Regions from separate parts of the Homo sapiens genome. Here region 2 is linked to region 1. Evidence: chromatin loops called from intact Hi-C (ENCODE). Cell type or tissue: GM12878. All regions are shown on one strand.

Evidence for each region. Peaks named below come from ENCODE experiments on the same cell type or tissue, not always from the same donor. Only the 100,000 strongest peaks of a DNase experiment are listed, where the experiment ranks them.
Region 2: a loop joins it to region 1, with 1.9 times the contacts of the local background. A loop is called at or near these places in 2 of 110 quality-filtered maps.

What each region holds. Positions count from the first base shown.
Region 1 is chr3:171,841,883-171,849,882 of GRCh38, reverse strand. TMEM212 (transmembrane protein 212) reads right to left here and starts at 6,534. Exons shown (of 5, transcript NM_001164436.2): 1 at 6,341-6,534. The coding sequence starts at 6,499. In GM12878, no CTCF peak of the experiment used is centred here; a DNase peak (open chromatin) is centred at 3,052.
Region 2 is chr3:172,272,820-172,280,819 of GRCh38, reverse strand. All of the region lies in intron 6 of FNDC3B (fibronectin type III domain containing 3B), which reads right to left. Among named protein-coding and RNA genes, the nearest start is that of GHSR, 170 kb to the left of the region's middle. In GM12878, a CTCF peak has its summit at 4,490 (motif pointing right); no DNase peak of the experiment used is centred here; H3K27ac peaks cover 99 bases.

The DNA.
Region 1 (8,000 bases):
GACATGCTGCTGCCTTGCTTTCTGGGCGCTTCCAGGGATATCAGCTGGGTTTTGCAACAATTACTGCTAACACTTTGATTGCATGATCATTGTGAACCCTCCCACTAAATCTTTAAATTGCCTAAGTAGAGGACGTAGTTCCCAGAAGTAGATGAATTGAAGGAAGCAGGGAGCCCTCACAATAGAAATAGAAACTTTAAGAGGTATCATATTAATATGGTTAATTTATTCACTTACAAGCATCTGTTATGAGTCTACTGCAAACAAGCAATGTGCTAGGTACTGTGCTGATAAAGTAATAATAAATGTTAACATGTATTGAGTGAGTGTTTAATATATGTTGAACACTTCACATGTGTTAACTCATTTAATCCTCACAATGACCTTATCATGTAGATATCCTCCCACTTTTAAAATGAGGCACAGAAAGGCTAAATAAGATGAACAAGATCCCCAAATAGTAATTGTACAAATAGTGGTTCTGACTGCCGCTGGAATTTACAGTTCAGGTGTAAAAATAATGCACACACGAGAATGGCTACAACACTAGGCAAGAAGGATGAATGTTTTCTGCATGAGAAGAGCTCAGAGATAAGGTATCACTTACAGGGGAAACATCGATGATAAAGGCACCATGGAGAAATAGGATCTGAAGTGGGTTTAAGGATGGATGTGATTTCAATGGGAGGTGACAGAGGGAGGGCAGCTCAGTCTGTGGGAGCAGCATGTGCAAAGGTGGGGAAGTGGCTGCCATGCTTAGGGAGCAGGGAGTGAGGAGTCCACACTGAAAGGAGGGCCAGTTCTTGGCAGAGAAGAGTAGAAAATCAGGATTGAAAGCCAGGTAATACCAGGGTGAGAAGGACCTCACAATGCAGTCTAGCACGTCTGAACTTTGTTTAGGGACAATGAAGCAACGTGAAAGATTTTTGAAGGACCTGTAGCCTGACTACTGAAGGGGTTTAGAAAGATGAGCCAGTTGTGTGCACACTAGATTGGAATACGGGGAGGCCTAGACATCTCTGTAGAACCCTGGTCTTCAGATTTATTTTTTCAACTCTAGCCACAATAACGAATACATTTTATGTCATAGTTATAAATATTTTTATATCTGACCAAAATAATATGTAACCATCATTATGCATCATATGCATTATGATGCATATAAAAGATATACAAATTTTGGTCAGATATAAAAAATGTGGTGCATTCTAATATTATCTATTCCATTCCACTCCACTCCACTCCACTCCACTCTACTCTGTTCTCCTCTGTTCTATTCTATTCTATTCTATTCTATTCTATCCTATTCTATTCTATTCTATGCATTTATTGTAAATACTGCTAGCTACTCAATAGATTGATTTTATAATTCACTAATGGATAGATTCCCACAGTTTGGCTATCAAAGTTACCTAGGCATAAAATCTGAGAAGTGATGGCAAGTGGTAAGGGGGTATAGAGTGAGATGGAAAAGGAAGGAATGCATAGGGGTATGCCTTGTAGGAAAAATTAAAGTTACATGGCAACTGATTAGAGTAGGGTTGGTGTTAGGCTGTAGGGCATTGCTGCCTGCAGTGTGGTCCTAGGACCAGCAGCATGGGCATCCTCTGGGAACTCATTAGACATGCAGACTCTCAGGCCCCACCCCAGACCTGCTGAATTAGAACCTGCATCTCATCAAGATCTGCTAATGATTTGTATGCACGTTACAGTTTGAGAAGGGATAGTTTAGAGGAACAGGTTGAGTCAAAATCACTCCAGTATTTGGAATTGAGTTACCAAGACAATGACAGGGAAGTTGGAGAAGAAAAAAAATGGTTTTGGTGACAAGATGATTAATTTGGTTTTAGACAAGTTGGCCTTAAAGCAGCTTAGGATATCTAAGTGGAAAAATGGACCATTGACATAGATTATTTGCTTGATCAAACTTTAGTCAGGTTCCTGAACCTTCTCCTAGGCCCATCTGTGTACTTTCTTGTAAAATCCAGTTTGAGCACAAGAACCCTGCTGCTGATGAGTCAGTTTAGCAAGAACCCCCCCTAGTCTCAATATCTGATCACCCTCTATAACTAGTCAGATTTCTCCTCCTCCCCCATCCCCACCGTGATGTCTGATCACCCTGGCCTGTCTTCAGCAAGAAAACTGGTAGGTCTGTATAGCCAGAATCCCCCTTGCCCCTGATATTTCCTGTTAGTAATTTTCCATCCACCGACTTTTACCCTTATAGCTGCTTCTCAGCTATAAATTCCCATTTGCTCATGCTGTGCTTGGACTAGAACCTTGTTCTATATTGATGTCTCTTTTTCCCTATTGCAATAATCCTGAATAAAATTTGCTTTTATTGCTTTAACTAACTGTTCAGCTCTGGTTTTTCTTTGACACCATCAGGCAGTTGGAAGACATGCAACTGTGGAAGCTGTAACAGACGTGCATGGTCATGTAATCAAGCCCCTTCTCTAACCGTCGAGGAAGGGGCAGAACTTCCGTTGAGGAAGACTGCAAAACTAAATCTAGCGTGACCTTTCTCCCAAATTCCCTTCTCTAAGCAGGGCTCTGGGTACAGCGCTGCACTTGCCATTGGCCAAGTCACTGGGCTGTCCAGCCCTCAGGGCCTGTGTTTAAACTCATTGCACTCCAGTCTTTTCATCAGAACTTGATCTACAAGCCATGTTTTCTAGAATTAATAGAACTCATTCCTTATGGTATTATGATCTCCTCACTGAATACTTGCTAGCAGCTGATGCTTTTAAATAACCTAGCTCCAAAATTCTAGGAAAATTGCTTGTCATATAAATGTCAAAATGGAACTAGGGAGTCTGAGGACCAATCTATATGAAGTACTTAGAGAGTCTTGAATGAAAGACTTTGAACAAATTCAAAGTACTGTATCATATACAAAAATCTCTTTCTTACAAGTCCCCAAGGAAATATGGAGTCATCTGTAAAAGGAAATGTTAATATGGTTGAAATGTACAAATCTTGTCACTGGAGGAAGACATACTTTGGAGGCAAGTTAAGAAGTGATTGGTAAGGGAGGTTGTGGAATGAGTCAGAGACTGTTTGAAGTTCACCCTGATCAGACAGAACTGTGGTTCAGTAGGAAACTCACTAGTAAAAAAACATAACGTTCGTCCAAATTTAGACATTATTGAAAGACTGAGCATTTGTATTACTTTCCTTCTCATGAGGATTTTTTCCTGCACTAGTATAATATAAATACCACCCTGACCTTTAGTCTTTGCAACCTAATTGGTATTCAACTGTATAAGAAATTCTGTACCAACAGAACGGAGGGTATGAGATTCATTCACTCATTCAACAATACTTATTGAACAATATTTATTGAACACAGAGTTTGTAATTCCCTTTGTTCCAAGTTCTTCAGATACAGCAGTAAACATAATAGAAAAAACAATCCCTGCCCTTCTACAATATACATTTGTTAGAGGAGAGGGGAATATACAAACAATAAATTGAAAAATTATATAGTGTCTTATATGCTAATAAGTGTTATGAGGAAAAAATAGAGCAGGGTATCAGAGATTGGGAACACCAGTTGGGGTCAGGGGATTACAATTTTAAATAGTGTAATGGGAGCAAACCTCCATAAAAAAGTGTTGTTTGATAAAGAATTAATCAAGAATTGAAGGAGACTAGGGAGTGAGCCAAGTTCAGGAAGAGGCTTTAGGCAGAGGGCAGGTAGTGCAAAGGCCCTGAGGCAGAAACACATCATGGCATGTTTGAAAACTGCAAGGAGCCAATGTGATGGGAGAGAAGTGACCTAAGGGAAGAGTGGTAGGAGATGAAGTCCAGGAAGTAACAGGATGGAGAACTCAGCAGGTTACGAGGGAGTAGGATAGGAAAGTGAGGTGGGTGACACAGGATTAAGAACAAAGGGCTTGAACAGAGAGTAGGGCACAAATGAAAGGCATAGTATTAACTAGCATTTGAAGAGGGCTTTAAAATTGGCAAAGCTCTTTATTATACAATCTTTGTTTAAATTGTGTTCCTTCTCACTGTGCATCTTAGGGTTGGACAGTTTTACACGTGGGCTCTTTTTATCTGTAAAATTCCCCATTTTACAGATAAAGGGAATGAGGAACTGGCTGGCTGAGGGTCCTGCTTTTGACCTCCTACCAAGAACATCAAAGTCAGGACTTGAAAACAGGTCCACTTCTCTAAATCCTTTATCTCTGACTCCATTTCCTGATGCTGCCACCTCTGAAATCAAACAGTTACCAATTAACTATGTGCTGGAGACACATCATATCATTTCTCCGGGCCTAACTGGTAAAAATAGATGTTTGGCCTAGAACAATACATTCAATCATCTGTAATCTTAATCAAAATCACCAATATTTGTTTAATGTATTATGTTGCAGTCTGAAAGGATAGGCAAACAGCTGTAACAAAAGAATGTAGGGTTGAACTCTAATCATGATATTGTTAAACTTTGTGAAATCAGAATTTTTAAAAAAATTAAATGAAATAGAAAATATCAGAATATGTTTCACATAGAGGGTAAGTACTATTTTGAGCAACTTTTGTTTTATAGATATATAAACATCTACTATACATGTATATACATAATAGATGTAGATATCTATTTATCTAGAGAGAAGAATGTAGATGTATTTATGTACATTCTGGGTCCTCACCTAAAATATTTTTCTGACTCTGAGTCACCAAAAAAAAGTTTGGAAGCCACTTGAATAAGTGTAACTGCCATCTCTGCATTCCAGTAGAACTTAAACAAATATTTCTTTGAATGAATTGTGGTTTCAGGTAGGTGTTGGAGAAAAGAAGGGAAGATCAAGATTGGGGTGATAGATGCAAAAGAATGTATTGAAAAAGAAAAAAAAACTGAGAAAGAGAAAGATAACCCTGTGGTTTCCTCATTCCATCGACTCTCCCATAATCCCACTGGCTTCCGTCTATCTGCACACATTCATCAAACCCCACTAGACCAAGTTCCTTTAAGATGAAGACCTTGTTGGATCCTTCATTGTAACTCAACGACATAGGGGGCTATTCATAAATATTTATCTAATAAGTAGATTAAAATTTATATTTCCTGAGGTCTAGTTTTTAGGTGGTATCTCAGTTAAAGTTTTAACTTTTTAAAGATTTAAGATACTATCTCACACAACAGTGGCTACATTTTGTTTGTTTGTTTTGAGATGGAGTCTTGCTCTGTCACCCAGGCTGGAGTGCAGTGGTATGATCTCGGCTCACTGCAAACTCTGCCTCCCAGGTTCATGTGATTCTCCTGCCTCAGTCTCCTGAGTAGCTGGGATTACAGGTGCATGCCACCACGCCTAGCTAATTTTTGTATTTTTAGTAGTGACGGGGTTTCGCCATGTTGGTCAGGCTGGTCTCGAACTCCTGACCTCGTGATCCGCTCCCCTTGGCTTCCCAAAGTGCTGGGATTACAAGCGTGAGCCACCATGCCCGGCCAAGTGGCTACATTTTAATAGAAGATTCCTTAAGATCAAAAAGCTTCAATATTGAATTCTCCAGTCTCCAGTAGTGTCAGGCGTCACAGGAATCAATGAGAGAAGGATTTGTTGGACAGGTGGGTCTCTGTAACTTCTCTTAAATCATACCAGCATGGAAGCCAGTTACTCCCAAGACTAGATGTGCCCATTTTTTTTTGGTTGGAGAGCTAAGGGACCAGGCCAATCGTTTATCTGTGCAATGATTCAATGAGCGCACACGGAGTACTACTTAGTGTCGTACGCTGTACTTGGCACATGTACTTTCCTAGTGAATTGTGAAGTCCATCTTGAATTATTGAATTATTTGAATTATTTTCAAATAATTGAAAATTATTGAGTTATTTTCAGTTCAAACAGTTGCTTGCAAGAGAAAGGTGGAAAAACAAATATTTGGGGTTTGTAAATTTTGGGGCCATGTACATCTTAGTGTTTGCAATGAAAGCATTAGTTTGAAAATTATTTTACTTTGTTCTGTATTTTAAAATTACTTTTCAAGGTTTATGTTTTTTTCTAAATTCAAAATTCACATTTCAAAAGATTCTAATTTCTTAGCATATCAAGTTAAGTGGATTAAAATAAAATAACTTTTTAAGAATTTCTTGAGCAGCATGTCATTAAAAATACATAATATACATGTATACATGATAAAACAATATTAAGATCATTTTTATACTTAAAATGCAATTAATAGAAATCAATGTTCCAAGGCGGATTCTGATTTTTTGTGGAATTTTGACTTCTTTGTATTGTTAGAACAATTTAAAAGGATATGTTCTTCTGTTTTCCCTTTCCCTCCCACCTTCTTTTATTTTCTCAATATATTTAATAAACTATTTTCATACCAAAGCTCCATTCCAGATAGGACAAGCAATTCGAACACTCCATCCTGTGAACCAAGGCTTGTAAGAAAAGACAGGAAAGAAAGCAATAACTCCAGAGCATACACTGAGGATCCCCAGAGTAACAAGAATCCGGCCAGCAGCCTGGTAGAGGCCCTTCATTTTCCTTGGTGGCTTGAGGCCTTGGTCTCAAAGATGTTTTGTTACCAAAACATGAGCGTATGACAGGCCTCAGTAAATAGAAGTTTCTTAGAGACAGTAGCCACGACACATACGAACTGTTGATCTACTTGGAAACAAGATTCTATTTGTTTTACCAAAGATGAAATGTACTCAAATAGTCCTTGGCATAAATTTGACACAATAAATTCTAATAACAATTTATTTAAGAGAAAGAGAGAAAAAAATTATCCCTTGCTTTGGATTGCTGCCTTGATTCCCTTCATTCTGCCCTGTCCTGGGGAGTGACCACTTCCTGGCTTAATCAGATTCAAAGGCTTGCTGACTGAGCTAATTGTTTCTCAACTCAACCTGCCTAGTGGTTCCAGCATAAAGCCAACATCCTTTGTGTACAATAGATCCACATTCCCAGCACAATTTCCCACAAAACAAAGTAAAAATAAGCACCCTGGTCACTTTTCATTATATTTAATTTAAATGATTTCAACCCAAAGCAAGACCTTCACCTCCTTTCAAAGTTTAATTCCACTACAATTATTTTTGATAAAGATTTTTGATATGGATTCATTCCCAAATGGGCATGAACTTTATTATGGAGTTTTGCATTGTTTTCACTAAACCAGTTTCACCTTATTTTACTATTAATTTAATTTTCAATTAAAGTGTGATGATGGAAATGTATGCAGTTATAAAATAAAATAAACTTTGAGGAGCAATTCATCAGTTGAATAAAATGCTGATCCCCATTCATTCTTGAATCATAATTCTAATTTGAGATATTGAACTTAGGTACATTTAGGCAGTTACAAGTCATCTCTTACTTTTTCATGCATTTGAGAAAATGGTGTTATTTGATTTTGACTGATTGGATATATGTGGATGTCTGTTCAAAAAAATATCTTAAAAACACAGGTCAGTTTCTGAAGCCATCTGAATAATTTTCCTATTTAACATTAATACATTATTCCTTTTTACTGAAATAAAAGGATGAAAAATAATTTTATGAATGCAAATGAAGTGGTTTAGGACATCGATTTTGAGTCAGATGGAGCTGTGATCCGATTCTGGTTCCACTCTCTACCAGGTTTGTGTCCTTGAGTAAGGGCAAGTTACTTAACTTCTCTAGGTCTATTTATTCGTATGCGAAATGGGAATAAAAGTTAGTGTTTATCTTTAATGGATTTGGTTGAGAGGATTAAATGAGCTAAAACCATAAATGCCTAGCCCAGAGTTTAGCATAACGAAGATGTTCAGAAAGTTACTCTTGTTAAATTGGGATGTTCCACCTTTGGGGTCCTTCCATCGTGGGACAAAGGTGCACTTATTGTGGTTTTTTTTTAAATTCATCACCTTAAAAACATCATGTTTAACTCTTCCTGAACAATTTGGTAAAAACTCCCAAAGGACCCTCCCATATGTGGTGGAAAGAGAAGCTTCTCTCTGATTCTCTGCTTTTTTTCTTTCTGCCTTTCTGTCTTTAATA
Region 2 (8,000 bases), 430 kb before region 1:
ATGTTTGCTCCAAAAAGAAACCTAAGTTCAGACTGTTTGAATAACTGTTAAGACCTAAACTAATTAAAATATCCTCCTTTATAAACATACTTTACTTCTTTGGTTTATTTCACATTTTTTCCTTCTTAGAAAAGAAATAGAGCTACACACTTAGCTACTAGCTATAGAATGTATTTCTGGTTGTAACAGCTCTATCATTCCAATGGGATGACATCAACATTATTTCTCTCTAAACCTTCTGTCTAGTTCTTATCCACAAGGCTCATTTGTAGATATCCCTGTCATAACATCATATGCTTTCTCAGATCTGCCAAGGAGCTGACATAGCTACTCTCTTTAACAAATCATGTATAATGAACTAGGGGCGTGGAAAATGTGTGGCTTCTGATCATGCTCATTTTGGAGATAAGAAGCCTAAAGCCAACAGTAAACAATCAATATGAAAACAAACAAACAAAAAAGAAACAGAAATAAATAATTTTAGGTGAAAACGAAAAATGTGACTACTCAATAATAAGGACAAGCTAGATACCTAGTCAATGCCTACTAATGCTGATAAGCATGAATGGGGACAAAAGAAAACAATATTAAGAATGTGTGTTGATGGCTGGATGTGGTAGCTCATGCCGGTAATCCCAGCACTTTGGGAGGCCAAGGCGGGCAGAAAGCTTGAGCCCAGGAGTTCAAGACCAGCCTAAGCAACATAGTAAGACCCCATCTCTACGAAAAATACAAAAATTAGCTGGGCTTGGTGGCACATGCCTGTAGTCCCGACTACTTGGGAGGCTGAGGTGGGAGGATCGCTAGAACCCGAGGAGTTGAAGCCTGCAGTGAGCTGAGATGGCGCCACTGCACTCCAGCCTATGCAACAGAGGGAGACTTGTCCCCAAACAAACAACAACAACAACAACAACAACAACGAATATGTGTTGAATTGCTTTTCTACTCAGAAAAAGAATATTGGCCATCTTCAATTTTGAAATATTACTTATGCTGGGAAAAAAAGAGGAATCAATAAGCGCATACAAAAGAAGAATTAATTATCTAAGACTCTCCATTTAGTGACTATGATCCACAGTTAGTGGTTTTAAATACAAATATTAAAGATGAGTAAAATCACAACACGAAGAATAAACTTGCATAATATAAGGACAATGCAGTTAATCTCCAAAAACAACTATTCCAGAAATATCTTGAGATATCAATCATCCTGATGCTAAAAATACAAAGATAAACATCTTGCTAGCCATTTCGCTGGTGAAGTGGTTACTCTATTTGAAATCCTGAAAGGTAGCCAAGGGAATACCAGACTCTCAACACCGAAAAAGAAAGCAGCAGGCAGGTAAACATATGTTGCATGCAGTTGCTTTCCATTCCAGGAAAATATTTTCAAGAGCGGCCTAGGTTCCAAACAGGTTCTGGAACCTTAAGAGAAAGGAGAGAAACACAAATGAATTTCTTTTCCAAGCAGTGTGCCCAGCTGGACAGGAGAGATGGCCAGAGAATGTCAATGGGACAACAGGGGCTAATTTCCTCTGAGCTTTTGTTGCTATTTCTGGAATTCACTGGACAGGATGATTTCCCCGCCCCCCGCCCCCCACTCCCCAGGCCTGTGATTTGAGTCAAGCCCTACAGGGAACATTCACATTAACCCCCTCACAGGCAAATGGCCTCCTTCAGGCAAATGCTGTGTAACACCTGGGGTAATAAGAGAGGCAACATGGAGTGCCAGGTCTAGGTCTTTAATGAACTGAAATACTAGTAAGATTCTATGCTCATTTCTGTCAGATTCCCTAAGAAAAATCTTTGTGTTCATTTCACAATGTAAAAATCATGTATATGCATGGAACTGGACAAAAGCTGCTAGTGTTTTTTTTGTTTTGTTTTGTTTTTGAGACAGAGTCTCACTCTGTTGCCCAGGCTGGAGTGCAGTGGTGCGATCTCGGCTTTCTGCAACCTCTGCCTCCTGGGTTCAAGCGATTTTTCTGCCTCAGCCCCCTGAGTAGCTGGGATTACGAGTGTGCGCCACTATGCCTGGCTAATTTTTGTATTTTTAGTAGAGACGGGGTTTCACCATGTTGGCCAGGCTGGTCTCAAACTCCTGACCTCAAGTGATCCACCCATCTCGGCCTCCCAAAGTGCTGGGATTACAGGCGTGAGCCACCACACCCGGCCAAAGGCTGCTAGTGTTTTTAAGAACATCAAATTGTACAGGGATGCAAACCCACAAAAACAGATTAAGTATTAGGTAGATATGTTTGCTTGACAAGATTAACTCTAGCACCAGTCCTTTCCTCTTCTTCCCTGTGTTTTTGAACTGTTCACTGCTAGCTGAACCCTAACCTCTGCCAGATACTGCTCTTGTGTTTTGGGGGAAGGCTCAAGACCATGATTATCCAGCAAGAGCTGGTACCCTCCCTGGGTATGTAACAGGAAAGTAGTCACTTAAACACAGGATAGAACAACTTACAAAGGTAATTAAAGTTCATACACTACTTTTTGCATGGGAGTCTACAAACGTTTCCACAAAATGTTTTTTCATTAGGACTTGGCATACCATATTACATTTTTTCAAGCAGCTTATACAATACTTTTTGCAAGACTGTGCCAACTGACAGGCAGAATCCAGAGTACAATTTCTAATATGTTGCATCTGAAAGATAATTTTAATATGTATATCTCCTATCCAGCAAGTTTTGAACAGTGTTTACATCCACATTTTCTTAATTATGTCTCAGATGACTGAATTATTTGGGAATAAGGCTAGATACTCAGCCTGTGGCCAAGGAGCCAAGTGAAGCTCATCACCTGATATGGGTATCAAATCCAGAGGGCTCAAGAGTTCCAGCATATGAAAAAGTCATTACCATCCATGACACAACCTACTACCACCCCAAGAAATCAGCAAGTGTTACATGTGTGGGTACATACTAAAATGCCTATAGCCACTAGGCAGGTAATATCAATGAGTAAAGAAAGTGGGTATATAAAACAAAAGGGAAGGGTAAGGACTATGGAAAATGGAAAAAACCTCACCCTATCTGAGGGGGGCAGCTGCTATGCAGCCAATCAGTTATTCTTGGTGTATCATGGGTGTAAGGCAGACACTCCCACTTTTCTAGAGAATCTAGAAATGCAAAATTTTATGTGAAATTGCTCGATTTGTAAAAAATACATATTTTAAAACATTTTTAATCTATAGAAAAGCTGGAGCAGTACTATGAACACTGTTAGGGACTAAATGCTTGGTGCCCTCCCAAAATTCGTGTATCTTAAAACCCTACGCGCTAAAGTGATGGCATTAGAAGGTAATTAGAATGAGATGAGGTCATGAGGATAAAGCCCTCATAGATGGGACTGATGTCCTTATAAGGGTACTGAGAGAGCTCGCTTTCTTCTCTCAGCCACACAAGGACATAGCACAAACGTGCCATCTATAAATCAGGAAGACAGACCTCACCAGACACCAAATATGCTGGCACCCTGATCTTGGACTTCCCAGCCTTCAGAACTGTAAGAAATAAATGTTTGTTGCTTAAGCCACCCAATTATAGCTCAGGCTGCTATAATTATAGCAAAACACCTAGATTGCTATAGAAAAACACCTAGATTGGTCAACTTATTAACATTTTGCTACATTTGCATGCTCACATTTGATCTCTACTTATATATACACACACACACGTTTTTTCACAACCATTTGAAAGAAAGTTATTGATCTCATGACATTTCACCCCCAAAACTTCAGCATTTCTTTCCTGAGAACAAGGAGCTTCTCCTACATAAACAAAAACACATTACTACAATCAGATTTAACATTAATCGAATAAATTTGAGATTAAAATCCATGTTAAATTTTGTCAATTGTTCCAATAACATCTTTAATTTTTTTTCTCCTAATTCAGGATCCAATCGAGGACCAAGTATGCATTAGTTGTCAGGTTTTTACTAGTCTCTCTTAATCTAGAACAGAAATCCCTTATACTTTTTATAAAGTTGACATTTTTGGAGCAGTCAGGCCAGTTTTCTTATAGAATATATCACTATCTGTAGTGTGATGCTATTTCCTCGTAATTAGATACAGGCTAAGAATTTTGGGGAAGAATTGTTTACAGATATACTTCCCATCGTATGACATGAGAACATGCACACTGCTGTTTGAACTATTAGGTGATGCTCAGTTTGGTCACTTGCTCAAGGTATTGTGTGTAAAACCTTTCTCCATTGTCAAAGCACATTATGCCCTTTTACCTGACAGTTATAGTAAATACTGATGATCTCTAGCATGTATCATTATATTACAGGTAGTTTCCAGATGGTGATTTTTCTAATTCTGTTATTCCTTCTATGTTTATTAGTTCTCCCTCCCACTTTTCAAAGTATCTTGAACCCAGATTCTTTTTATTTTAATTCAATGTGTTAAAATCTGCTACACTCCACCACCATCATTATTTTTTGGACACTAAATTTGCCCTAAATGTAGCCAGCAGGAGGCTCTTCAAGCTATCTTCTGGGCCTCTTTGTCCACTTCCTTGTGACTTCTGGTTTGGAACACCTGTTAAATATTCTAATTTAAGATTAGATGGCCAAACAGTAACAAGACACAAAGTGCCACTAGACTGCAAGTGAGAGATTTCAGTGGCATAAAGTAGAAATTATCCAAACATTTTGGATTTGTTAAAAGCTACTCTTACCCAAGGATCTTCTTACTTAAATGTGACTAGAAAAAGAAAACCATCTAAACATTTCTATCTTCTATATCTTCCAGAAAGCAGAAACAAAGCAAACTCATAACCCAAAAGCTATCTTAAAATGATCTTTTAAAATATATCCAACTTGAAATCTAGAAAGTCAAACATAAACTATAGTAAACTAAGCAGAAAAACATAGAACAGATTTGCCTCTTTTGGGATTGTATAATTTCTGCTCTCAATTTAATCTGGTGGTATTTCATTTCTTGCTCTCCCTAATCAACACTTCCCTTTAAAAAAAAAACCAGATAATCAAAAGTGACAGCACCATCTGCCCTAGTCCAGAAAAGAAAAATGCACTGTCTTCTAAATGCACTGAACTGAGAAATGAACTAAAATGAAAAGTTAAGATTGGGCCAGCAGGCAAGAAATGTCTATACGGAAAATGCTACTTGCAAGAGGTTGTTCTCCAGAATTGCAACCACTCTGAGGAATAGAAGCTCTCTGGTATTACAAGCTTTTCCATTTTATTCTCTAAAACATATTATGATAGAACAGACATCCACAAATCCAGGGTCAATGTAAAAGAAGTCCTGAATTGTTTTCAAGCCTACCTACTCTAGGCCAAAGCTATGCACTATTGCTATCTCATTCTAAGTCTTTAATAACATTTATATTATTTGGAACTTATTCGGTTTCTGTATAAAATAAAGGATTCTCTTAAGCCCTGCAGATGGATTTCTGTTGTCCAAATGAGCTGCCCTTGTTGTTCAAAACATGACATTCATCATAGGCCTTAATGTCTTCTGCATGTATATTTCCCCCCCTCAGAATGAAACTAGTGTTCTATTTAAAGATGCAGTTTAAAAAGTCCAAGAGCTGAAATACTAGATTTACACCCCAAATTGGCTCTGTAATGGCACCACTTAGTAGCCATATTTCACTCTACAGACGATAAACCACATTCATCTGATCTCCAACTCCTAACAGCTGAGGTGTATAAACCCTAGACAACAGTGAGCTTATTGAGCCCAAGAGGCAGTTGTGAGCAAAAGCGGCCATTTAGGTCATGGACTAATCTGGGTGAGAAATAAAAACACACAAGAGGAAAATATAATAGATAAGACAACAGAAAAGAAAAAAAATGGATGACCAAAAAAATCTGGATTGGCCCCCCAGTGCCTCAGAATTTGACTATATTTGGAGATAGGGCCTTTAAAGAGGTAATTAAGTTAAAAAGAGCTCATCAGGGTGGGCCCTAATTTAATATGACAGGTGTCCTTAGAAGAGGAGGAAATTCGGATGCAGACACACACAGGGAAGATGATGTGAAGACAGAGGGAGAAAATGGCCATCTACAAGTCAAAGACAGAGGCCTAGAATAGATCCTTCCCTCATGGCCCTGAAGGACCAACCCTGCCAACACTGCAGTCTGACTTCTAGCATCTAGAGCTGTGAGAAGATAAAATTGTGTTGTGTAAGCTACCTAGTTTGTGCTACTTTGTTATGTCAGTCATCACATACCAATACACATACCAAACATATGCAAATACATATTAGATATTATTATACCCATTTACTAGATATAGATTCAGCAAATCAGAGATTTTATGAATCTGGTCAAGATCGCACAGGAAAATCTAAAAGAACCCAGTATCAAATCCTCAGGTCTTCTTGTCTTCTGATTTTCGGTCCAAGTCTACTTCTTCTTGGGGGCCATCCAAAACCTCTTCTCCTGCCATCTCCTGTGTCCAAAGGTAACAAGGGTAAGGCGGGGAGATCAACTCTACTTAAGATAAACAAATCTATCCGCTGGAAGAGACTGCTAGACTACTTGGTTCAGGATAAAATAATTACATTAGAAGTTTAAACATGTTTATACTACTGCTTCTGTAAGAGGCCATATCCAATTACAGAAGGTCAGTTTGGAAATCCAAAGAGAAGCTACTGAAAGCCATTTCAAAAGCTGGTCAAGAAAGACCATATCCTATAATAATTCTCCAGATTACTTCATGCCAAAGCATCGGTAATATGTCCTCTTCTCCCGCACGTATAGAAATGGAACACTCAGGATGTTCTGAGGCTAGAACACTGAGGATCATGCAGTAATTGCTTCCAAAAGACATGTTACAGTATTTTTTGCTGCTGACTGTGGCTTTAGAGAAGAAGCACACACCGGTTCCAAAAGAACAGAGACTATCTCAGACCATAAACTACCGCTGTTTGTTGTGCGGCACCACCTGAAATATCCCTGTGTTGTTTTCTTCCCAACCAGCTAGTACAGAATGTATCCGGGCTGCTCAACTTATTTACGGCTCCAGATGTTTTTCTGTATTTGAAGAAACTCCACCTTAGCAGCCATTTCTCTAAAGTCTTTCAGTAAGGATAAAGAGGTGCTAAACTGTAGAGTGGACACTAATTCCATTGTTAAATAAAGTAACAACCACTAACATAAAGTGTAAGTTAATGTCTTTGTATCTGTAGACAAAAGTTCCTAATTTGACCTTCCTAGCAGCCACTGGATGAAAGTCTCACAAACACCTTCCTTTGTGGAGAAAACACTAATCTACCCAGAAAATGTGGTCTAGGCTTATGTTTCTGAGGGGGCAAACAGTTGCTCTGTGCATGTATAAGGCCCCTATATTATGATCAGATAGAATGAACAGAGAAGTAGTCATGGGTGCGGGGAATATACAGGGAGCAGGGAGCCTGTGATTAGGTAACAGAGCCAATGAAGAAGGTGGCTTTAGGGGACTTTTTTTCTATGACACAGGAATTTCTAGTAGAAATGAACACAGAAAAAGCTGAAGAAACTGATGGAATCAAGCATTTCTTTAAGAAGCAAGTAGTTATATTGTCTAGTTGCAATTACTGTGAACCAGTCTTCATTGTTCAAATTTAAAATATATTTCTACATTTTGAACGAAAGGTAAAACCATTTCCTACTTATTGTGCTGTTAATAAGTCCATTATTAAATAGTTGGTTTCTGAAATGAAATTCTGAGTATGAAATTGTACAACTAGAATTTTAAATGATGCCATCTAAATGAGGAACCTATTAAGGCTCATCATCTCCAACAATTAAACGATCGTACTTGCCCAGAGTTACAGTCCAGGAAGATAAAGTGAAATAAACTAGAGAAAAAGCAAAGAAGTTTTGTGCAGATTTGAGTTTACAGCTACCTCAGATTGTGAAATTATAAGCATTCCATCTGCTCACCAGCTGTGGTTCCTAATCCTCTTTAATAACTTCAGCTTGCACAAGTCCATGAGAATCAAGACATCTTCCAAATTTCATTTTACACTAGT